Linked DNA regions of Homo sapiens: regions 1, 3, 4, 5 and 6 are each linked to region 2. Evidence: chromatin loops called from intact Hi-C (ENCODE). Cell type or tissue: IMR-90. All regions are shown on one strand. Region 1 overlaps RBPJ (recombination signal binding protein for immunoglobulin kappa J region). Region 2 overlaps STIM2 (stromal interaction molecule 2). Region 3 overlaps TBC1D19 (TBC1 domain family member 19). Region 4 overlaps TBC1D19 (TBC1 domain family member 19). Region 5 overlaps RBPJ (recombination signal binding protein for immunoglobulin kappa J region). Region 6 has its middle 31 kb from the start of CCKAR.

The links. A loop is a pair of places that touch in the nucleus more often than their neighbours do. Peaks named below come from ENCODE experiments on the same cell type or tissue, not always from the same donor. Only the 100,000 strongest peaks of a DNase experiment are listed, where the experiment ranks them.
Region 1: a loop joins it to region 2, with 13 times the contacts of the local background. A loop is called at or near these places in 26 of 110 quality-filtered maps.
Region 3: a loop joins it to region 2, with 6 times the contacts of the local background. A loop is called at or near these places in 2 of 110 quality-filtered maps.
Region 4: a loop joins it to region 2, with 5 times the contacts of the local background. A loop is called at or near these places in 29 of 110 quality-filtered maps.
Region 5: a loop joins it to region 2, with 10 times the contacts of the local background. A loop is called at or near these places in 7 of 110 quality-filtered maps.
Region 6: it touches region 2 in a loop (10-fold over the local background); 80 of 110 quality-filtered maps call a loop at or near these places.

The regions. Positions count from the first base shown.
Region 1 is chr4:26,322,324-26,326,323 of GRCh38, forward strand. The region is part of intron 1 of RBPJ (recombination signal binding protein for immunoglobulin kappa J region); the gene reads left to right. Among named protein-coding and RNA genes, the nearest start is that of RBPJ, 3.3 kb to the left of the region's middle. RefSeq lists an enhancer at 1-68. In IMR-90, CTCF peaks have their summits at 1,664 and 3,071; DNase peaks (open chromatin) are centred at 1,688 and 3,058; H3K4me3 peaks cover 980 bases; H3K27ac peaks cover 296 bases.
Region 2 is chr4:27,008,499-27,012,498 of GRCh38, forward strand. STIM2 (stromal interaction molecule 2) reads left to right here. Exons shown (of 12, transcript NM_020860.4): 9 at 1-30; 10 at 266-504. Among named protein-coding and RNA genes, the nearest start is that of STIM2, 150 kb to the left of the region's middle. In IMR-90, a CTCF peak has its summit at 2,050 (motif pointing left); DNase peaks (open chromatin) are centred at 1,283 and 2,033; H3K27ac peaks cover 445 bases.
Region 3 is chr4:26,670,844-26,674,843 of GRCh38, forward strand. TBC1D19 (TBC1 domain family member 19) reads left to right here. Exons shown (of 21, transcript NM_018317.4): 10 at 1,306-1,344; 11 at 2,933-3,045. Among named protein-coding and RNA genes, the nearest start is that of TBC1D19, 89 kb to the left of the region's middle. In IMR-90, no CTCF peak of the experiment used is centred here; no DNase peak of the experiment used is centred here.
Region 4 is chr4:26,730,180-26,734,179 of GRCh38, forward strand. All of the region lies in intron 15 of TBC1D19 (TBC1 domain family member 19), which reads left to right. Among named protein-coding and RNA genes, the nearest start is that of STIM2-AS1, 130 kb to the right of the region's middle. In IMR-90, no CTCF peak of the experiment used is centred here; no DNase peak of the experiment used is centred here.
Region 5 is chr4:26,408,617-26,412,616 of GRCh38, forward strand. The region is part of intron 3 of RBPJ (recombination signal binding protein for immunoglobulin kappa J region); the gene reads left to right. Among named protein-coding and RNA genes, the nearest start is that of CCKAR, 80 kb to the right of the region's middle. In IMR-90, a CTCF peak has its summit at 2,275 (motif pointing left); a DNase peak (open chromatin) is centred at 2,265.
Region 6 is chr4:26,457,817-26,461,816 of GRCh38, forward strand. No RefSeq gene overlaps it. Among named protein-coding and RNA genes, the nearest start is that of CCKAR, 31 kb to the right of the region's middle. In IMR-90, CTCF peaks have their summits at 577 and 1,560 (motif pointing right); DNase peaks (open chromatin) are centred at 465, 1,605 and 2,085; H3K27ac peaks cover 1,918 bases.

The sequences.
Region 1 (4,000 bases), 690 kb before region 2:
TGTTAAAAACTTGTGAGTGTTGGGGCGGAGAATTTCAGCATTTTCTAGAAATCTGGATTTAGAATTTATCAGTAACTTCTGCCTCATAAGGAAAAGGAGAGGCATTCCGCTTGGGAATTTTATATAAATGTTTTATTTTTTCTTAATCATTAGATAGTTTACAGTTATGTGCTTTTTGCTGCCCTGTAGATGCGTGACAACCCTTCTGTCCCATCATTGGGGTTGAAATGAGGACAGCACCGAAGAGTGCAGTTTCTGGTCGATGAATACTGCTTCTAAGATCTTTGTGGAAGATATTAATCAAATGCAGTTAAAAAGTATACGTATAATATGTATATTATATATATATATACACACACACACGTAATAGCCTGTAGTGAGATTATTTTAAAGACACTTCCTAGTGTTAAAGAACCCTTGAAGTGTTTCGAGTTCTTATTGTTTTGGTAATGCTAAAAGCTTGGGGTTGTGTGAATGGGGGTGGGGGGTGTGGTGTGATGTATTCTAATGACTTGAGTTATTCTGGGTGCTAGGAATAAGAGTTATTATATTTACCAGGATTACTATGCTGAAGGTATTCTTCAAGAGTTTGTTTTTTTTCTACTGGTTGATCTCTACTTTTAGAAGGTATGTTACCCATAAAATCATTTGGAGTGTCATTTCATTTACAAACTGAAGTTCTACAATAGTGAAGTGTTGTTGATAGGGGACATACGAGATCTACTCTAACGAGTATTGGAGCATTGGAAAATACTTTTTTTTCTGGCTGTGATTAGAATTAGTAGTTTGAGTTTTAATTAATGGAAAACCATGTTTTCATGATTGATACATAAGTTTTTTTGTGAAAATCTGCAGTCTGGGTCGCTTGAGTGGGTTTTACCAATAATCTTATGTCTCCCTTACTTGTTCTTGTACATAATCATTGTTTTGAAGGTAAAATCTTGAGCTCACTGGTTCTCTGACTGGGAGCAAAGTGTAAATACTGTGTAGTAATGGAAGGTATTTTGCTCTGACTTGTACCTGTAAGAATGATTACACAGACATGATAAAAGCGCTTTTACCATTTGAGTTGCGTTTTTCTTTCTAAATCGTGTAATACTTTTACTTACATGATTGGTGAAATAAAACTGCTTTTAATTAAATTATAACAGCAGCATATTTCGAAATCTGGATGCGTTGTGGCTGGAGAACTTTCATTCTGAGTATTAACTGTTAAAGCTTTAAATTTTATTATCCATGCATATTGCTGATGGATCTGTGAGTATATTTTCAGAAAACAGGAGACTTGCAATATTTTCAAATCTGTACTAATACACACTTGTAGGCATTAGATTTTAAGCAGTTAGGTTTGTTAAAAAGTTATCTGTTGTCCTATACCAACAGATTTCTATCAATGTTTTTTTTAAGTGGGTAAGATCAAAATTGGTTTGGTTGACAGGCCATTCTTGCCAGATGTAATTCATTAAATAACCTTTGGCACCCTTGATGGGTAAGGCATTAGGAAAAAATTGTTTCGTTTGAAAGTTATTATACATCTCATTCTTCTGTTCATTTTTAGAAATAAGACCCAGGACTTGGCTTTAAAGCATTATTTTGCATTTTGCTTCCTCCTAATACTAAATTTCATGTTATCTCAACTAGGGGCAGTATTTTCTCATGGATTGACTAAAAGTTGTTATTTTTGGCATCTGGCTTTGTGATTATTTCCAAGTTACTCTACTTCCCCTGGGCCAGTTTCCTAACTATGTAGTAAAATGGGAATTATAATAACTTGCCACATCTGCACAGGATTGCTGTGCCTTAAGATTCGCAGAGAGCATCCTTGGATGAAAACTGTGGGGAAGGTCTAGGAATTGTTACTGAAATAAGCTAATGTGAAGTAGGTCATATTTTATAGGAAGTCAAATAGGAGGTTTTTAAGTTCTTGGCAAGACACAGTAGCGATAGTGGGATTTTTTAAAATCCCAAATATGTATTATAATATGGGTAATAAAACAGATACCTTTATTCCTGCCCCCCATAAACTTATAGGGAAAGGGACAAATAAAACAAATTACAGGGTGATGTGTCGTGTGTGAGTGTGTGTGTGTGTGTGTGTGTGTGGTGTAAGAGATTGAAGTTCTGTCAAACTCAAATGTAATAACATTATAAAATTATGGGATGCCTTTCCTCTTTTGTTTTCTGCATGTAGCAATATTCTATTTATTTATTTTATTTTATTTTTTGAGACAGGGTCTCACTCTGTGGCCAGGCTGGAGTTCAGTGGCACAATCTTAGCTCACTGCAACCTCCACCTCCTGGGTTCAAGCGATCCTCGTGCCTTAGCCTCCTGAGTAGCTGGGATTACCAGCGTACACCATCATACCTGGCTAATTTTGTATTTTTAGTAGACATGGGGTTTCGCCATGTTGGCCAGGCTGATCTCAAACTCCTGACCTCAAGGGATCTGCCCACCTTGGCCTCCCAAAGTACTGGGATTACAGGGGTGAGCCACCATGCCTGGCCTGCATGTAGTAATATTTAACAAATGGTAGTACAACATGCTTTCACTGGACTCTAAGCCAAGTCTGTTAATAGCAGTGATTAATTTTAAATATGCCTTATATTTTTTAGTGCTTTGTTATTTGCTCTTAAGAATAAATTCTAATAACCATGACTATAATTTCAGATTTGACTCTTGGCCTTAGAAAAGTGTTTTGCATTTGAGGAGCACTCTGTAGATACGTATTGACTGAATGAAACCTGTTGCTTCTCTGTTCTTGGTAGATGATACCATATTCCGTTTGGTTCCCAAAGCCACGATTCCTAATTCCTCTCTCACCAGCCTTTACATTTAATTACTGAGAACTGATCATTTTTCCTTCTAAAAAATCTCTTGAATTTGTTTCCCTTATCCTCACTGCCGAAGTTCATGCTGTCATTTCTCACCTGGTTTACTATGACGTACTGACAGCCTCTTTCTGCTTCTAGAGTCACCACCTTTATCCAGCTTCTACATGTAGCAGAGCAGTCTTTCTAAAGAGCAAATCTGATCACTGCTTAATCTAAAAACCTTTCAATGGCTCCCCCTAGCAGCGTTCATTAAGAGAGGCAACAGAGTGGAGGGTTATGAGCTCACATTTAGTGTTTAATCTGAACTGGGTTCCAATTCTGTCTCTGGCACTTAAAACCCCTGCCAGTTAAAACCCCTGTAACATTGACAAGTTAATCTCTTTATCAATTGCAAGATAATTATTCCTAACTCAGAAAGTTGTTGTGAAGATTAAATGAGATAATGTATGAAAGCATTTAGCAGAATTCCTGGCATGTAGCAAGTGCTCAAAAGATGTTAGCTACTGTGGCGCATAGGATCCTCCATAACTATTTCATCTGTCTCTTCTCCAGCTGAGTTGTTTGCCATTTTCTCTCCATAATCAGTGCTTCAGTCATATTAAAGTATTTTGACATCTCTGCATGAGCCCAGCAGTTTAATGCGTTCTTGTGTATGAAAAGTAATGATCCTTAGTAGGTTATTTCTCAAGACTAAGGGAATATTCTAACCAGATCTACCAGACTACAGTTGGTGCCTGGCTGTATAAATACTGTATATTTAATACAGTATTAAATGCTGTATATAATTCTCTTGGAAGCATGATACTAAGTTGTAATTATCACACCCAAATATTGTCACTTGGTGGCAGGTATCATTTATATTCTTATACTTAGAAGATTGTCTATCACATGATAGAGACTCAGCAAAAAGAATTTTTGAACATAGGACTCAGTGCTTTGAAATCTTGGTGCAACATGGTTCATGTGGCACAATTTTAAAATTGTGTGTGTGCTTGTGTGTATACAGTATATGTGTGTCTAATTCATATATATGTATAATTTATATATAGGTATTTGACTTTGGTTCTGTAAGGAGTAATTGCTGAAGTACCCAGAGGAATTGATATTTTCAGCCACAAGCAATCTCATAGCCCCTGAGAACATTATAGTAAGGCTCTTAGGCAAAAGT
Region 2 (4,000 bases):
TGAGGTAGACCACAAAATTCTGGAAGCAAAGTAAGAATGTTGTTTTCACTTTTATTTGATTTATGTTTATTGTGTTAAAATGAGTAATTTGTGAACAATTTATATTTATCATTTATATAATTACATAATTTACATTAGTTTTAAGAGTGGGTTATTTCTTCTTGAAATTAGTTAATTGCCATGGTCTGTTCATGTATTGCCTTTTTTCAGTGCCATATTAAAGACCTTTTGATGCAGTAAGTAATTTCTTTATTGGCTTTTCCAGGAAAGCTCTCTCTGAGTTGACAACTTGTTTACGAGAACGACTTTTTCGCTGGCAACAAATTGAGAAGATCTGTGGCTTTCAGATAGCCCATAACTCAGGACTCCCCAGCCTGACCTCTTCCCTTTATTCTGATCACAGCTGGGTGGTGATGCCCAGAGTCTCCATTCCACCCTATCCAATTGCTGGAGGAGTTGATGACTTAGATGAAGACACACCCCCAATAGTGTCACAATTTCCCGGTAAGTGGCAATTTCAACAAAAATTGTTGGTACAGGTTTTAAAGTAATTTTCTCCTATGTCCTTTTAGGAATCATGTACTTCGAAATCTGTGAGAAAAAATTGGGTTTATCCTTCATTTTCTCTTTCTTTTTGTTAGTAATTTAAATATTTACTATTTGAGAATACCATATGCAATGCATATATCAATACTTTGTGTATATTTATATTATATATTTATACACACACTTTAAAGAAATCTGAATGCTTTATAAATTTGATTATTAAGTGTTTATTTGAGCAACTGTTATATATAACATTATATTGTTGAATATAAGACTTTTTTTAAAACATTGCTTGTAATTAAATTGAAATGAGGAGTCATATAAAAACATAATTGACAGTAAAGATAGCACACTATAAATGCCAAATCAGTGTGGGAATGAAGTGCTGAGCATTCAGGGAAAATATCCTTTCAAATGGCCGCTTAATGTATAGTAGGAATAAAAATTAGGGGAAGATCTTGGAAACAGGGATTTGAATCCTAGCTCTACCACTAACTAACTCCAGGTATGTACTTGTATTATTTTGCTGGTTTTACTTCTCTGGTTTGACAGCAGACAGTTAATGCAAGGAGAGTGAGGCGGCACTCAACTCTTAAAAGAGGCAGGAAGAGTGGACAGATTGTAAATACAGCAAAACTAGAAGTGTGTGACTGCATTCATTTCACTTGCTCCACACTGCAAGGTCATGACGGTTGCAAAGTTATGTCTAGATCTGGGCCAGCTCTGCAGTTAGAATATTCTCAGTTTGTATTTGTTTATTTGAATTATATGCACTTAAGCTTGCCAAATGCAACACTGATTCATAAGTACACGCTTTTGTTTGAAAACTATAGCTTTTAAAAGTTGAATTTCCTCCTTAAAATCCGTGTTTAATATCTGAATTGTGCATGAAAGTGCATTATCTAGATTAACTAGTTTTTTTCTTTGCTTTTTAAAAAACACTTTTTGGGTTGGGGGCAGAGGTATTGGATATCCATATGTCCGTTAAAAGGAAACAATTGTACTAAATGTGAATAATTATTCTAGTTTTAAGTGATTGTGGAATACAGGCAAATTTAAACTTTTAAATCAGAAAAAAGTACAAGAGTTGATTTTAAATTTAATGTTTTAGAAATGTTGTGATCAGGCCAGGCACGGTGGCCTGTAATCCCGGCACTTTGGGAGGCTGAGGCAGGCAGGTCACTAGGTCAGGAGTTCAAGACCAGCCTGGCCAACATGATGAAATCCTGTCTCTAGTAAAAATACAAAAATTAGCTGGGCGTGGTGGTGTGCGCCTGTAATCTCAGCTACTCGGGAGGCTGAGGCAGGAGAAACGCTTGAACCCTGGAGGCAGAGGCTGCAGTGAGCCGAGATTGTGCCACTGCACTCCAGCCTGAGCGACAGAGCAAGACTCAGTCTCAAAAAAGAAAAAGAAAGAAATGCTGTGATCAGATTTATTATCTCTAAAAAATAACTCATGTCAAAGATTACAATTTGAGAGCTCTGCCTCCACCCAGTGGCACCACAGAGGTACTCCACTCTGCTTAGTTACAAAAGCCTAATTTCTGGACCTGATAAATGGGAAACTCTCGGCAATAGAAGTCTAGGGAAGGACGAAGGCTCTTCATTTCTATACCCTCCTGAGCAGTTAAAATTTTTTTTTTACCATGGATATGTGTAAATTTTACAAGTTTGAAATAATGACAAGGAAACATGCCTGTAGTATGTTAAGAACAAAGTAAAAGGTTGTAACAATATACACAGAATAATATTGTCTATGTGTAATTATATGGAAAGAAAAAACACAGAAAATATCAATGGTTAGCTCTGTGTAGATAGGGGAATGGGTGTTGTTTTCCTATTACTTTTTAAAATGTCTTTTCCTATTCTTAAATATCTGCTAAATGCTTTCCTTGGTGAGAATGTGATAACAATTTATTTAAACTTTCCTATAAAGCCATCCACACACACTTAAAGTGACTGAAAATAATATGCCCACCTACCAAAAAGATAAACAGGTTTTAACATTTTTCTTTATCTTTTTCTCTGAAATAAACTATTACAAATACACTTAAACCACATTGCCTACCCTTCCCCACTGTTTTAAAGTTGTGACTTATGCTAAAGCCTGTTGTACTTTTATTACATACATATATATCCATAACATTATATACAATGGTTGCGTGTTTAGAAGTGTATATAAATGTTATCAAACTAGGTGATATTTTACAACTCTTTTTGCTCAAAAGTTATGTTTCAAAATTTTTTCATGTTTATGTAGAGATGAATTAAAGTCACTGCTTAATGAGTTAACCATAACTTATATGTTTATTTATTGTATTTAAAAATCCATAGTTTATCCGTTTTTCTACTTTCTACTTTCTTGGCCCTTACAAACAATGTGCAACAAGCATCTTTACCTGTATTTCCTTGTGCATAACTTTGAGAGTTTCTCTGTGTGGACACCTAGAAACGGACTGCTGGGTCATTGGGAAGGCACCTTTTACTAGTCATTGTCAAGTTGCTCTCAAAATAGTTTACATACCCACTGTTTTATAAGGGTGCCTGTGTGCCTGTATCCTCATCAGTACTTGGAATAACCTGATTTACTTGTTTTGCAACTCGAATGCGTATGAAATGATACCTCACAATTATGAAAATTTTTATTTCCTTGATGACTGTTGAGGTTGAGTACCATTTCCTTTATTGGCATTTGTTGTTCAGATTTCTTCCTGAGTTGCTTGTTCTTGCTGTGGAATCCCTGCAAGATTCCATACTGATGTGGAAGTGTTCTTTCTATTTTCTGGTTATTTGAGAGTTGCAAATATCTTCTAAACTTTGGCTTTTTGAATGGCAAATTGTGAATCTGATTTGTGTTTTTTATGTCTTTTTCAACAGATGATAGGTTGTTGTTTGCTCTCCTTAGAGTTTTTAAGTTTTTCTTTAATCCATTAGCCCTTTAATCCACCTAGAAGTTATTTTTGTTCATAGTGTGAAGTTGGAATCTAAATATATCTCTTGATATACGGGTAAACAGTTGTCTCAGCTTCATTCCTGTTCTATCCTTGCTGACTTATAATACCACTTCTCTCCATAGATACATAAGTGCTCCCAGCTCTCCCATTTTGTTTCACTGGCCCTATTCTGCTTTAGTTTCTAGAGTTTTATAAAAAGTTTTGATATTTGATAAGACCAAGTCTTCCTTTATTGTTCAAATTCAGAATTTCTACCCTTAACTAATCTTCTGAATTTTAAGATCAGCTTATGAAATTCCATGAAAGGTTCCATTGGGTTTAAAAAATTTTTTTTTGAATTTGTGAATTTATTTGTGGAGAATTATTAATCAATTCCATTTATCGAGATCTTTTCTATCTTTAAGTAAAATTGATAATTTATTTTCTCTGTGCAGGTCTTGCTTTTTTTAAAAAAAGATTAATTTTAGGTACCTTAATAAATTTTTGGTAGGTATATATGT
Region 3 (4,000 bases), 340 kb before region 2:
TTCTTTTGCTTTTCTTTATAATATTCAAGGTGTTGTAGAGAATTATAAATCATTCATTCTCATTGCTGTATTGTAATCTATTGTATGAATATGCCACTATCTAGTATCCTGCTGATGGTATTGATTACATTTTTGGTTATTATCAATGGTGGTGCTGTGAATATTCTTGTACATGTCTCTTGGTGCACATATGTATGCATTAGGGTTTATAACTGAGAGTGGATTGCTAATTATCATAGGATATGCACATATGTTCAGTGTTAGTAGCTATTGCTGGACACTTTTCCACAGTGTTTGTACCAAGTTCTACTCCCACTAGCTTTGTATGAGAAATTCATTTGCTCCACATCTTTTACATTTAGAATTGTCAGTCTTTTCATTTTAGCTATTGTGGTGGTTGTGTATTTCATAGTGGTTTTAATTGCATTTCCCTGAAGACCAATGTGGTTGAGCAGCTTTTCATATGTTTATTGGTCCTTCAGGTCACTCCTTTTGTGAAGAGCCTCTATTTAAGTCTTTTGCCTGTTCGTGTCTGAGAGTCATCTGTCTTTGTCTACCAGGAGTTCTTTATATATTCTGAATAGGAGTCTTTTGCCAGATATATGTACAGCAAATATATTCTTCCACTGTGTTACTTACATTTTCGCTCTCTTAACAGTGCTTTTGATGAACAGAAGTTTTTTTTTAAAAATGTAATATAGTCTAGTTCATGAATCTTTTTCCATTATGATTTCTACTTAAAAAAATCTCATCATAGAATCTTTTAAAATGGCATTTGTAGAGCGAGATTTTTCCTATATAGCAGTAAGGCTTTTATTAGATATGCTTTTATTAGATAGCCAATGGTAGATTGGAGTGGAAGTAGGGTTTTGTAAATGAAGCTGTCAATAAGTTTTGTTTTTCTTTAAGGAAAAAATTAAAGATGAATGAATAGGAACATTTTTGTATTATGAGAAGATGTTTTAACAAAGGGAAAATTCATTCATCAATGTTTTGTTTGATTAAATGCTCATAACTGTTTTAATTTTAAACAAAAAATTGTTTGGCTTTATTATGAGATGTTTTAACAAAGGGAAAATTCATTCATCAATTTTTTTGTTTGATTAAATGCTCATAACTCTGTTTTAATTTTAAAAAATGTAGAAAAAACTTTTTTACATATGAGATATTCTTTAGTTTTCTGTAGAGCCATCTGGCTTTAAAAATCATTAAATGTATCAATACCAGAAAAATGTATCTAATGTTGTTCTAAATGTGATTGCTCATACTCATGTCTAATAATTTTAATTTTTTTTTAATTTTTAGAACTTTTTGAAAATGAACATGTACGTATTGGGCAAAAAGGTAAGCTTTTAATTATAAATGTTATTATTTCTGAAAAGTGAGACAGTCCCAGCTAAATGTCTGCCTCAGATAACCTCCAGGTGAAATTTAATCTCTGAAAAGTGAAAAACCTAAAGAGGGGTAATATTTAACCATGTAGATTACATAATGAGAATCTTTATAAGTAGGGAAAATGCATCATTTTGGCTTTGTCAATAAATGTCAGAGAAAGAAGTACACAGCTGGTTCACTAAAAAGGAAATGCAGACACATATTCCTCAGGGATGTTAGCTTAATCCATTCGGCAGTAGAATTTCATTTTAAAATCAAAGAGGCAGGTTCTGTCTTTGATGCACCCACACACCTCTCATTAGAGTTAATGGGAATATGCTCCCGCATCAGGAGAAAATATAACTGTAATGGTTCCCAGTGACCATTCACAGTGGTGTGGCTTAATAACCAAAGTGGCTTTTAGTATTCTGGGGAATAGTTTTTCCCTATCTTTTGAAGATTCTTTTCCTTGTTTTTATAAATCCTTTTTTGTCTTTGAGATATGAAGTACAGATTGGTCTTTGTGTCAGAATGAACCTTCTATGGCAATTATATTGTCATGTACCAAATCCCTACTTCAATTTTTAAAAATTGTATTTATTTAGAATTTATTTGTATGATTTGACACTTTTATTAAGAGCAATTTCAAATTAAAGAATATGCTTCATCTCTTTTTTATTTCATGATTCCTTTGTTTCTTCTGCTCATGTCATTTTCATTTAATATAAGATTTTTTTTAAGAAGAAAATATAAGAAAACAATACTGGTTAGATAAACATTAGCAGTTGTTTTGATATGTCTTTTTTTGGTTTTGCTTCATTTTGTTTTTTTGGACCTTTATTTCCAGACTGAATAGCTGACATCTTTATTAAAGAAAATAAAAATTAAAATGAAAGCAAAAGATAACATATTGATTGTGTGAACTTGGCTTTTTAAGAATAATTTGAGCCTTCTTGCAAGGTTATGAGATCTTTGTTTCTACGTCTTTGAAAATCCCTGTTTTCTGTTGATTTTGGCAAATAACTAAGAAGTCATTTAATAGAATAGATAGCTAACATTCTTATATATTGTAATTCTTAGGCATGAAACTTCATGTACCATACATTTCCAAATATTAGAACATTCATGATGTAGTAGAATATGCATAAGAAATTTGGGGTTTCCGTAGCTATGAATTAACTTGATAATGGAATCTAAAAATTATTTCATATATATATATATATATATATACACACACACACACACACACACACACACAATACTAGTTTCAGATCCATGGAGCTATAGTTAAAGCAAAGTGATCTCAAAGTCCTTACATTAAGTCCCTCCTTATCCACACTGGGTAGGAGGTGGAAGAGCTTAAGGCTTGCAACTGGGAGGGCTGCAAATAGGGCTGTATTGAAATCCAGAGAATAAATTTTAAAAGGTAAAGATACGGTGTAATTATGTTAGATAGAAAGACTGAATATCAGCTTCCCAAAAGATTTATAATTGAAGATTTCAGTGATGTTTCTTACATTCTGAGTTTTCAAAGGAGATTTTCATATACTTTTGATAGTTCTAGCAGAACAAGATAGTGCTGCTGCTCAACAGTACATCAGACAAGGAAGTCCCACGGCACTGAGAGCTGAATTGTGGGCTCTCATTTTGAATATTTCCAGCCAACCTGAGGTAAGAAGAAAAAAAGGGTGGGTCAGATTTTAGCTTTGGGGTATTTATTTTTCAAAGACCAGTTATTCAAAATTGAAAAAACTTTTGTTTCTTAATCTATTATTAACCCCCTTTTTAAATTTTCAAAATCACTATAGTTTTAGGTTCTAAAATAAGATTTAACATATAATTTAATATTGTCTGCTTAATATTGAAGTTTTTGTTATTAATAATTAATGAAATGGTGTGACCTTACATATACAACAAAACAGTAAGTAAAATTTTGAGAAGTGGAGACTGACAATTTAGATCTGTGAAGATGTGTGGTTGAATACGGATGTTAGACTACGGAGAAATAAAGAAAGGCAACTCAGGTTAAGTAAATGGATTCTTTGTCCCTATAGGTACTTTTGAAATATGCACTATTTTTATGGTTCTAGAAATTGACAGATTAAGTGGGAATGTTATTTTTCTATATGTAAGAACATTTTATTTTAGGAAATATGAATATGAAAAGAGATCACCAGCAGATGGGTAATAGATTAAATAAAGCAAAACTATGTAAGACATTGATTCTTGAAATATTCTTAGTGGGGATTTTTTTGTTTGTTTTTTGCTTAAGCCCATTAATCATAGAAGTTATCCATTTAAAAAATTTTAATGAATAGCACACTAATAGTTTTCTAGCCTGGTGTTTAAAAACATGGGTTTTGGAATCATACAGACCTGATTTCAACTTCTAGCTCACCCAGCTTACTAGAAATATATCATTGAGCAAGTACTTAAATTTCTTCAAACCTCAGTTAACCCACACTTAAATATAGGTAATAATATTTATATCACATAATCGTCAGAATTAAATGAAATAACGTACATGTACTTTTAACATAGTGCCTGGAACATAAATGATCACCATTAATAAAAGTAATCATAAGAGTTACATATTACATTTAATCATGTTATAAATTAATTATAA
Region 4 (4,000 bases), 280 kb before region 2:
TGCATATATTCATTCTGCAAGCATTTAATGAGTACCTGTTATATTCTGGGCACTGTGCTTGGTCTCTGGATATAGAGATACATAAATAAAAAGCAGTTCCCATGCTCAAAGGATTTATTCTACTGGGAGAGAAAAAAATAAAAAATTATTAAAAGACAGTAAGATAGGGAAAGGAATACAATTCTTAAGTACTGCCTTTGTATCAAATATTGTGCTAATCATATTGCATATATTATAATATTTAATCCTCACCACCTCATTGGTATTGTTCCCACTTGATTGTTGAAGGCAAGTTTCTCTCCAACCTTTGCAGGGCCCAGAGCAGAAGTACGAATAGAGGCCCACCTACCATAAGTCAAAATATATAAAAGTTATAAATTAGACTCATAAACTGATAAAGTCTACTCTATTTTCTTTCCTTGACACGTATACTTTGATAACAATCTGGAAGGCCAGGTTTGAATTCAGAATTATCAGACTCTTCATCCTTCCCTAGCCTGTGGTATCCCCACCCACTTCTCATTTACGGCTCCACTTCACACCTTGGACAGGCTTCATGGACAGAAGCCTGCAGGTCCAGCCTCTGTTCACAGTTTCCACAAATAGCCAGCCTTTGGCCACCTCTCTGTCCTGAGGTATACAGGTATATCAGGAGGTGTATACCTTCTCTTCTCTTCCCCACCAAAGAGAACATGCAGGCTCTGGAAGCTGTCTTAGGAGCCTTTGGGCTCAGAATTTCAGAGTCTTGGGTACCTTGGATGTGGTCTGGAAGGAGAAACATTGGCTCTGGATAAGGAGTACAGCCGGAGGAGGGTCACAGAGCCCTCAGCTCAAGCCCCTGTGCCTTAGTCTAAAAGCAGCTTTGGATGAGGAAGCAGGTTAAGTAACATACGTAAGCGTACACAGGTAGAAAGTGCTGGAGTCAGAATTGCACAGTGTGTAGGAGTAGTACCTCAATCAATGAGGGCAAATCAACTGAAAGAAGAGGACCGATTAATGAATTGCTTAGGGGGAGGGATCAAGGCTATCAGGGAGATCTTTCTAGGAAGATTATTGTTTAAAATTATGAAGGAGTAGGGCAGGGACAGGGCCAGAGGTAGAGGAGAACATTGCCTATAGCCCTTGTCTTGCACCCAGAGGCTGAAGGGGTGGCGATCAATTTGGAGGGATTAGAGCAGTGCTTGTGGGGTACAGAGAAGGAATGAAGACTGAAGAGTTAAGTGGTCCTTATCCAAAAGAGACAGGAGAGGTACATAATCACATTTAGGTATAAGGGCTAAGGGAGAACAAGAGAGCAAAAATGACTCAAAAGTTTCTTCCCTGAATGACTAGGGAGGTGGTGAGTCATTTACAAAAATAGAGACCAGAAGGAGCCTGAGGATACTGGGCTTTTAAGGTTGGTATTATGGATTAATAATGAGAATACTGGTAGAGCGAAAGAGAAAACAAGTATACAGAGTCTCAGAGCTATATTGAAGGAGTGCGCAGAAGAGAGAACTGCCAGAAACAAAACAAACACTCACAAAAAACTGAGCAGCAAAAGTTTCTGTGGGACAAGAAGCCCGATCTGCGTCGTGTCATCAATGCCGTGGTAGACTCAAGTTTGACTGTGAGGCCATTAAGTACAGCATACAAAGAAGGGAAACCCCTGGATTTGGCAATCAGAAGTTACGTCCGTAGGGATGGGAAACCATTTGCGAGATTTTGAGGATACATAATAAGGAAGTAAAGGAAGTCAATACAGTTTAAAAAAAATTAAGCCTGGCTTTGAGAAAATGAGCGAGATTAGAGATTTGTTTGATGGGAAAGTAGGGTCCGGGAAAAAAAATTGACTACTTCTTCCTTCCTTCCTATTTTTTCTTCTTCTTTCTTATTTCTTCTTATTATTATGTGTAAGAATATTCGTAACATCCTTGGCTGAAAGGATGCAGTGAAATATGAAAGACTAAAGATATGATTACTTTGATAAGATACACCCACCCCTTGCTTCTACTCTGCTTCGTTAGAGGAGTAAAGAGCAGATCCCACCACTATCCGGCTGAAGACCAGTTGCCCTCAGTAAAGGTAACCCTGTTTATGACAATCATCACATGAAGCTAGGGCTTCCAGGTCACCCTTGTCAGATGATTCTCACCTCCACAGCTTAAGGGCTCTTTATCAGTAAGTCCTCCTCCGCCCTAGCCTGGCCTTGTCCTCCTTCCCTCCATTATTTTTCTTCATAGCCCTTATTACTATCTGACATGTATTCGCTTATTTTTATTATGATTGTTTTGTCCCTAATCAAATGGCAGCTACAGTTCTTAGAACAGTGTCTGGCACATCGCAGGGACACAGCACATGTGTGTGGAATGATGCATGTGCAGCAAGGGGGAAGGGATGGTTGATGGGGCAGGAGTCCGAAGCAGGGTTTGGCAGACTTTTCCTTTAACCAGCCAGATGGTAAATATTTCACATTTTGCTGGCCACAAACAGTCCATGTCCCATATTATTCTTTGTTGTTTTTGAAATAATCCTTTAAAATATGTAAAAGCCATTCTTAGCTCACAGGCCACACATAAACAAGCTGCAAACCTGACTGCTGCTTGCCAGTCACTCTGAAAGTCAAGGAAACACGATTTAGAGCACAGGTGAAGATGTTGGGTGAAAAAGAAAAAGGATACATCCTCCTCTGGGCTGTAAGTGAGAAAACATGAAATATGAAGAACAGCCAAAGGAAGGAGTTCATGTCAATGGCATCAGCCTCGTAGTGAGGAGAAAGTGAAGTCTACAATTCAGTGTTAAACACTTGAAAAGGGAGGAAATTTTGAAAGAATGGGGTGGCTAATCATATAGAGAGGAATAAGAAAATTGATACACAACATAAAATTCAGCAGAAGTTGGAGAACATGAATCTGTGTGCTAGAAGACTAGAGAAAATGTCAATCCTCAGAATTTTCACTTGTGAGCTTAAAGCAGTGCTGCACAAAATTCTGAAGATGGTTGGCCTGGCATACCAGCTCAGAATAATTTGGCTTTTCTCATACTATTTTTGATAAAATTGCTTCTAGAAACAACAAAGAAGTATGAACTAACTTGTAAATGATAACATCAACAATTAACATTTGCTTATTAACAAATAATAGCCTAAGCTATTTAAATAAATAGTATAGGCCCTAAGCTATTTATTAATGGCTGAGCCACAACTGTTATCTCATTTAATCATATTATGTGAGTTCTAGCGTTATCTCTGATTTACAGATGAGGAAGCTAAAGCTTAGAGAAGTTAAGAGACATATGCAAAGACACACACACACACACACACACACTCTTTAGTGATAGAACCGGATGAACCCAACCAAGTCTGTCTGACATCCAGTCCATGCCCTTATCGCAACAGGTTGCTGATTAATGCATTGACATCAATATGAAAGGAGTTTCTACTGATAATTCTAGTCTTCACCCCGTCATGTTCAGCATTTTTATATTGCTTTTGATGAGGACATGGTATACTTATCAAATTTTTCAGTTTTGTAGAATCAGGAGAACTAGAGAATGCATTAGATAACAGAATAGAATTCAGGATTATTATCTCTAACTGGAGTGGTTCACCAAAGAAGAAATGTAATAGGGATAAAAATATAACCCTTTCGTGAAGTCCGGGAACAACTGTCCAAGAACACTGTCTTAGCTGTTGGGTGTGTAGGGAGGGAAAATGATTAGAGATTTTAGTCAGCTCACTTTAAGGACTGCAGTGAACTGTAACTGGTTAGAATAAAATAAAATATGGAAGCTTTTCAAGACCACCTCATCTCAGGAAAATTTGAAGAAATTCATGAAGTCTTGGAGCAAGAAATCCTGATGGTGATAGAGCAGGAGAGAGAGCAGTGTCTTCAAATATTTCTGAACATTTTCACATAGAAGATAAATTAGATTTGTTCTGTGTGACCTTTGTAGTCAGAACTAAGAATACTAAGTAGAAATTTCAGGGAGCCAGAGTTTGGCTCACTATGAGAAAATAGCT
Region 5 (4,000 bases), 600 kb before region 2:
TCCCAAAGTGCTTTATAAATATTTTAAAGTTGTAATCCTCGTAACAATTTTGTAAAGTAGTCATGTTATGATCCAAATTCTGTGGGCAACGAATCTGAAAATCAGAGACTTTAAATGTGTCCAGGTTGACATTAGTTAGGAATCTGTGGAGCTAGGGTTGGAACTCTTGAGGGCCTAATTTTAAATATTTACCCTTTTTACTACCCTAATTGCCATACCATTCCATTTGCGTTTGAGTGTTGGTTATCTAGAGCAGGGATTGAGGAGGAAAAGATCCTTTAAATACTTAAACTTTGTAAACTTAACTTTGCCTAGGACTAACCCTTTTCCATTACCTAGGTGAGATTGGGCTAGCCCAATTGAATTATGAATAGATGTGTGTTTATCATATAGCTTCAAATTTAGGCAAGCTGCTTTTCTTTTCTCTGGATTTTTGAAGATGCATTTTAGTACAATTGAATTCACTTATTCTTTATTTCTGATTGGCTATTGTGTGCTAGGTTTTATGCAAAAGGACCTTTACTAGGAGTTTTAAAAGTCACTGTGTCATTTAATACCGGGATGTATAACTGAGGCCCGTTGGAGATAACAAAAGGGGAAGACCTATTTAGAAAATTGTGTTAAAGTCCAGATAAGGTTCCTGTTTGTTAGTTACTGTTAAAAAATACGGCCCGGCATGGTGGCTCATGCCTGTAATCCCAGCACTTTGAGAGGTCAAGGTGGGCGGATCACCTGAGGTCCGAGGTGCCACTGCACTCCAGCCTGGGCGGCAGAGTGAGACTCCGTCTAAAAAAGAAAAAGATCCAACATATATAGAGAGCTGTAGTGGTTTGTCAAGTTAAAATGGAAAATTTAACCATATCTTTTATTGTAGTAGCTTTTATTTTTCTTTTTTCTTTTTGAGACAGAGTCTCGCCTTGTTGCCCAGGCTGGAGTGCAGTGGTGCAATCTTGGCTTACTGCAACCTCTGCCTCCTGGGTTCAAATGATTCTCCTGCCTCAGCCTCCCAAGTAGCTGGGATTACAGGCACCCACCACCACGCACAGCTAATTTTTGTATTTTTAGTAGAGACGGGGTTTCACCATGTTGGCCAGGCTGGTCTCGAACTCTTGACCTTGTGATCTGCCCGCCTCTGCCTCCCAAAGTGCTGGGATTACGGGCGTGAGCCACCGCACCCAGCCTATTTTCAATTTCTGTGTATTATTTGGGCATGGCCTAGCTGGTCTAAAACCCCAGTCAAAAGAAAGCTTTAACAATCTAAGCTTTGAAGTCCTCTAAAAAATGAACAAAAATGATGAAAAGGCCAGAGTAACTACTTTCCTATATTTTTACTGATTTGTATTGTTAAAAATTTCAAAGTAGACCTGCATTACTTTATGATAAAGGGGAAACCCATTAAATTTACTTGATTTTTTTAAAAAACAGGTGTTAGTAGTAAAGGACTGCTAATGCTAATCTAGCCCTCTGGATGTCTGTCAAACTGCCCTGGATTCAGAGAAGTGTTCTGGGCTCTTACTTGGTGGTGGAGTGCACAGTGGGAAGAGGATCTGTCTTCTTTCTTGCCGATCCTGGTTCAGGCCTTTTTGAAGAGTTGCAAAGGCGTAAGGCGTGAGGTTACCTGGGGGCATGATCACAGTCCTCTTGGCTGTGTCTTTTTGGCATACAAAATAACTCCAGTGAGTGATGCTTAAAAATACTTGGTTAGGAAATTTTATCTCCAAATTTAAAATTGTTCTTGATGTTAAATATGGTGCCTAATAACTAGTATTTATTTGCATGGCACATCTAGTACCCCATTTATATTAGTGATTAATTTCTCATTAAGTAAGATCTTAGGTTAAAGAATAAACTTTTTAAAAGATTATTTTATCTAGAGCTTTCTTGAAGGAAGTAATTAAGCAGTAGCAGTAATGATGCTGTTAAAACAATGAACAGTAAAGTCATTTAGACTGATTCTGAAGTCATATTGAGATTTGTGTTAATTGGCCAATTGTGGCATGCAAAAAGTTCCTAAATATGGTCCTTGTGAACTGAATAATCATCAAAGGTTAGTGATGATTCTGCAAAGGTAGCAAGATAATGCAAATATCATGAGTTTGGATTCTGTTTAACCTAATTTATTTTATATATTGGAATGGATAAAAAGCCTTCTTTGAATCTGTAAGGCAGTTTTCAGACATCATCTCAAGATTTGAGGAAATCAGTGGTTGAAACAGTCTCTGAAAATAAAGACAACTGTGAAAGGAGTAAAATTTTAAATGTGTGCATATCGCCACCAAGTGGCAGAGAAAGTATTGTTTGTTATAGTTGATAGAGCTGCTAGGGAAGATGAGAAAATAAAGGCAACGTGTTTTATAGGATATCTTTTTATAGCAGCAGTTAAATTCTGTAAGCTAACCACTTTTCAGACTTTTCACTGAGTGTTTGATACATATTGACCAACTGCCCAAATTTTAAAAAATAGTCAGTTTCACACACCTGGCCTAAAATACACCACATAAGATATATTTTAGGCCAGGTGCAGTGGCTCATGCCTGTAATCCCAACACTTTGAGAGGCCAAGACAGGAGGATCCCTTGAGACCAGGAGTTCAAGACCAGCCTGGGCAACATAGTGAAAGTCTGACTCTGTCTTTAAAATTAAATAAATAAATAAATAAATAAAGATGTATTTAAGTTTTCTTCTGTTAATTTGGTGGCCTTTTATTTTTACCCCACTCCCTTTAGTTTCTTTTGCGTGTATTCTTGCCTTTTTTTTTTGTATATATGCTGACTTTTATTCAATCACTAGATTTTTACGAAGTATGGGCAACAACTTGATTTGTTTGCCGTATTTTAGGGGATGATGATATTGGGATGTTTAAGGTATGATTTTATCAGCAATATAGAAATAATTTGAATGTTTAGATTATATTGGATTTGCTACTTCCATCATGGCTTTTTGAAATAATTTAGAGTTGACTTTTTTTTTTTTAAAGACTCAGACTATTGAAAAGTCTTCATTTTTCTTATATTTATTACATGATTGGAAAGCACTTTCAAGATAGAACCTTGGTCAGTGTTTTGAATAGAGAATTTTTTATCAACCTGATTTTTACCATTTCATGCATTTTGTCACAGTACTTTTGAGAAAACCAGCACTACTCATTCTTTTATCAGTTTAGCTCTCTTTATATTTTTCAGATGTGAAATTAAGAAGTACCATTTATGGGCCAGGCGCGGTGGCTCACGCCTGTAATCCCAGCACTTTGGGAGGCCGAGGCGGGCGGATCACGAGGTCAGGAGATCGAGACCATCCTGGCTAACATGGTGAAACCCCATCTCTACTAAAAATACAAAAAAAAAAAAAATTAGCCAGGCGTGGTGGCGGGTGCCTGTAGTCCCAGCTACTCGGGAGGCTGAGGCAGGAAAATGGCATGAACCTGGGAGGTGGAGCTTTCAGTGAGTGGAGGTCGCGCCACTGCACTCCAGCCTGGGTGACAGAGCAAGACTCCGTCTCAAAAAAAAAAAAAAAAAGTACCATTTATGATAACTCATTGAGATTTGACTACTGTATTTGGCATATAGGTTGCGCATTCCCAATCCAAAAATTCGAAGTGCTCCAAAATCTGAAAACCCCGAGTGCCAACATGACCCTGTAAGAGTCTTGCTCTGTCATCCAGGCTGGAGTACAGTGGCACTATCTTGGCTCGCTGCAACCCCACCTACTGGGTTCAAGCGATTCTCATGCCTCAGCCTCCTGAGTAACTGGGACTACAGGCGTGCGCCACCATGCCTGGCTAATTTTTGTACTTTTAGTAGAGACAGTGTTTTGCTATGTTGGCCGGTCTGGTCTTGAACTCCTGGCCTCAAGTGATCTGCCTGCCTCAGCCTCCCAAAGTGCTGGGATTATAGGCATGAGTCACTGCACCCAGCCTGGAGCATTTTAGATTTGGGATGTTCAACCACTAAGTATAAATGCAAACAATCCAAGGTCTGGGGAAAAAAAATTCAAAACACTG
Region 6 (4,000 bases), 550 kb before region 2:
TTTACTGGATGAATTTATAGAATAAATAAGTTCCATGGGGACTTCCCAGCAGGTCAGTTGGGTTGAGGGGATGAGGGGTTTGTCTTCCCTACTGGTGAGAAGTTGTCCAAGGGGCAACCATTAAACACACATACATACACACATACGTACATGCACACATATGCACACAGACCTGTTCCTAGGGACAAACATTAATTCTCAGAAAGTTTAAATCTACTTTCAAGGAAAGAGGACACTTCCTGGACTACAACAGAGTCTGCCTGCCTGCCCCTGGCAGAGTGAGCTTTTAGTGATTCTGTGAGGCAGTGGCCACTCCGGTCAGTCTAAAAAAACCAGCAGCCAGGCGTTGAGTGTATAAACATCAGGGCCCATTCCAGAACCATCAGCTTCTTGATGGCCATTCCTGAGCCACACTGGGTCTTGCAAGAATCTTTGAAATTGAAGCTGTCTGTTTGCTTATATGTCTGTGTGGTTTTCTCTGCTGCGGTCTGTGTGTGTTTTCCTTCTGCTGCACTCAGAGGAAAGTTGGGCCAGACTTTCCTTTAAATACGCAGTGTGGGGTAGGGGGCAGTGTGAAGGCAGCTGTTGTTCTCCTTTGCAAGTTCCCCACATGTCAGTTGCAGATATTTAAAAAGCACAGGAAGCATGCGTGTGTGTGCACGCGCACACACACATACACACACATACACACCAGTTTTTTTGGTGGGGAGTGGGGTAGGGGGACTTCTGGCGTATGCTTTTGAGTGGGCAGTATGCTCTTGAGTGCCAGGATTTTCTGAATCTCCACATTCCAGGCCTGACCATCTTCAGGAGACCTTCTCCATCTTTCAACCTCAGTTTGCTTCTTCCCAGACTCACAGTCTATGAAGGAGTAGCATCAAACCCAGCAGAAACAGCACATCTATCAAAGGAGGCTGTCACAGAATTTACTGGTTAGAAATTTCATTGAGCTCTAGTTTATAAACTAAGCTTTTTTTTTTTTTTTTTTTTTTTTTTTTTTTTGCAGGAATGCTCTGGGGGGACATATATATTTTAGAGGTTAAATTATATATATATATACATCAAATGTAACCTTTTAAAACACTATTAATGCAAAAACAGTAGTTTCCGTTCATTCTTTTGAAAATGGAATACTACTGTCAAGTCTTTTTTTTTTCTTTTTTGACATGAAGTCTCACTCTGTTGTCTAGACTGGAGTGCAGTGGTGCGATCTCAGCTCACTGCAACCTCTGCCTCCCAAGTTCAAGTGATTCTCCTGCCTCAGCCTCCTGAGTAGCTGAGATTACAGGCATGCACCACCACTCCCAGGTAATTTTTTTTTTTTTTTAAATAGAGACGAGGTTTCACCATGTTGGCCGTGCTGGTCTTGAACTCCTGACCTCAGGTGATCCGCCCGCCTCGGCCTCCCAAAATGCTGGGATTACAGGCGTGAGCCACTCCGCCTGGCCTCAAGTCTTTACGGTAGATTATGTTTCCACAATTTTCTGCAAATGTTTTCCGTTTTACGCAGGTAGTTAAAATTTAAACATATGCCGGTAAGGCTAATTTTAAGTGTTAGCCAGTAGATGGCAGTAAGTTTGAACTTGGTCTGGGAAATGGCTTTTCGGTAGTTTGATGTAACAGAGCACACAAGTCAGCCTGAGCATAGCATAGGCTTAAAGGTAAACAGCTTTCGACAAAAACGAACTGAAACGTGGCCACCAATTATGATCTTTGTAATGAGCATCTTTGTAAAGTCCGCTTGCACTTCTATACTTCATGGCATTTATTAAGAAATCTATACTGAAGGCCCACTTTGTGCCAGGAGGGGCGGTTGTAGCACACAGGATTGTTGCCATTATGAAAGTTACATTTTAGTACAATCACTTCATTTGTCATCCCAATACAAATGGTCTCTAAATGACCTTTCGAAGCAGGTGTATTGAGGTGCAAAGCGAAGTTGTTACAGAGAGGTTTTTAAAAACGTTCTTTATTGGCTCTCCCAACAATCCCATATGGGTATAGTCATCAAGAATGAAAAGCAGATCCTGTGGCTCACTAAAATGACTTCTGCATGAACTAAGAGAAGAAAGTTTAGTTTCCAGAAGGTTGGATCATCTCTTAGATATGAAAAAACAAACTTTTATGATTCCTTGAGCTCAGAGTTGATGAATCGGCACGGACAGGTCTGGATAATGTTTCAGAGGCTTGGAAGAATGTGTCCTCTTGTTCTTCTGTCTCTAGGGCTTGCTTATGGGGTGGATAATTCAGACAGGGGGATGCCTTCCACAGTCAGAATCCTGTTCTGCTGTGTTTTTCAGGTGCAGCAGGTGGTCCAGGAGGATTGCCAAGGACCAAAGGCACCTCTCCCAGGATGCTGTGATGCTGGTGGCCAAGCCAACCAGGCTCAGGTTCCCCTTGTGCGTGATGCTACTGGAACCTCCTAGCCCCAGCCGATTAGTCCAGCGTGGGCGTCTGATGGGGCAGCTTTCAATTCACTGGAAGCCCAGCTTGGAGTGGCAGGTGTCTGAAGAACAGCAGATGGATTGGCAGCAAAGTGTGGAGGCCCAGGCACCAAGCCCCAGGCGGGGAGAGGGTTGGGGTTCAAGTGAGTGTTCAGGACAGTACGAAGGACACGAGACCCTCGACTGCAGCAGGCTCAACCTACTCCAACTTTCTCCTTGATAAGAATCCCCTGGGGGAGGGCGGACACAATGGCTCACGCCTGTAATCCCAGCACTTTGGGAGGCCAAGGTGGGTGGATCATGAGGACAGGAGTTGGAGACCAGCCTGGCCAACATGGTGAAACCCTGTCTCTACTAAAAATACAAAAATTAGCTGGGTGTGGTAGTGCATGCCTGTAGTACCAGCTACTTGGGAGGCTGAAGCAGGAGAATGGCTTGAACCCTGGAGGCTGAGGTTGCAGTGAGCCAAGATCGTGCCACTGCACTGCAGCCTGGGTGACAGAGGGAGACTCCATCTCAAAAAAAAAAAAAAATCCCTTGGGAAAGGTGGTGGTGCTGACTACATATACAGATAACCAGGCCTTTCCCCCAGAAGTTCTGCTTTAGTGGTCTGGGGTGGAGCTTGACTTTCTTTATTTCTTTTTTTTAATTTATTTTTTTCCCTTCAAGACAGGGTGTTGCTCTGTTGCCCAGGCTGGAGAGCAGTGTCACTATCTTGGCTCACTGTAACCTCCACCTCCACCTCCCAGATTCAAGTGATTCTCCTGCCTCAGCCTCCTGAGTAGCTGGGATTACAGGCACACACCACCACACCCAGTTAATTTTTGTATTTTTAGTAGAGATGGGGTTTTGCCACGTTGCCCAGGCTGGTCTCGAACTCCTGGCCTCCTGTGATCTGCCTGCCTCGGCCTCCCGAAGTGCTGGGATGACAAGTGTGAGCCACTGCACCGGGCCTCTGAGTTTCTTTATTTCTAACATGATGGGGCTGGTCCTTGGACCATACTGAGTAATAGGGGCTTTGATTCCCTTTCAGCTCTCGATTCTACAACGATTCATGTCACTGAAATGACTCTGGTTTTCTATGTAGTAGGGAAAGAATGTTGGATGTCAACATTTCTGTAGGCATCTGTCTTGTGACTGCCTTGCTATTAACCCTTTACAAAAGCTATCTCATTTAATCCTCTCCACACTCAACCCTGTGATTGCCTTATTATCCCCATCATAGATACAATCAAAAGAGGATCAGAGAGCTTAAGTAATTTGCCTGAGTTGAACAGTAAACAGGTGAAGGAGGTGAAGGATTTGGGATTCGAACCAACGTCAGGCTGGCCTAATGCTCATTAATTACTTACTTATCTAATTACTTACTCTATACCGAATTATTTAAAAATCTGTAGGTTGTGTAGGGGGGCGGCTCATGCCTGTAATCCCAACACTTTGGGAGGCCAAGGTAGGAAGATTGCTTGAGGCCAAGAGTTCAAGCATCAACCTGGCCAATGTAGCAAGACGCCATCTCTATAAAAAAAAATCTATGAACTAAATGCTATAGCAGGCAC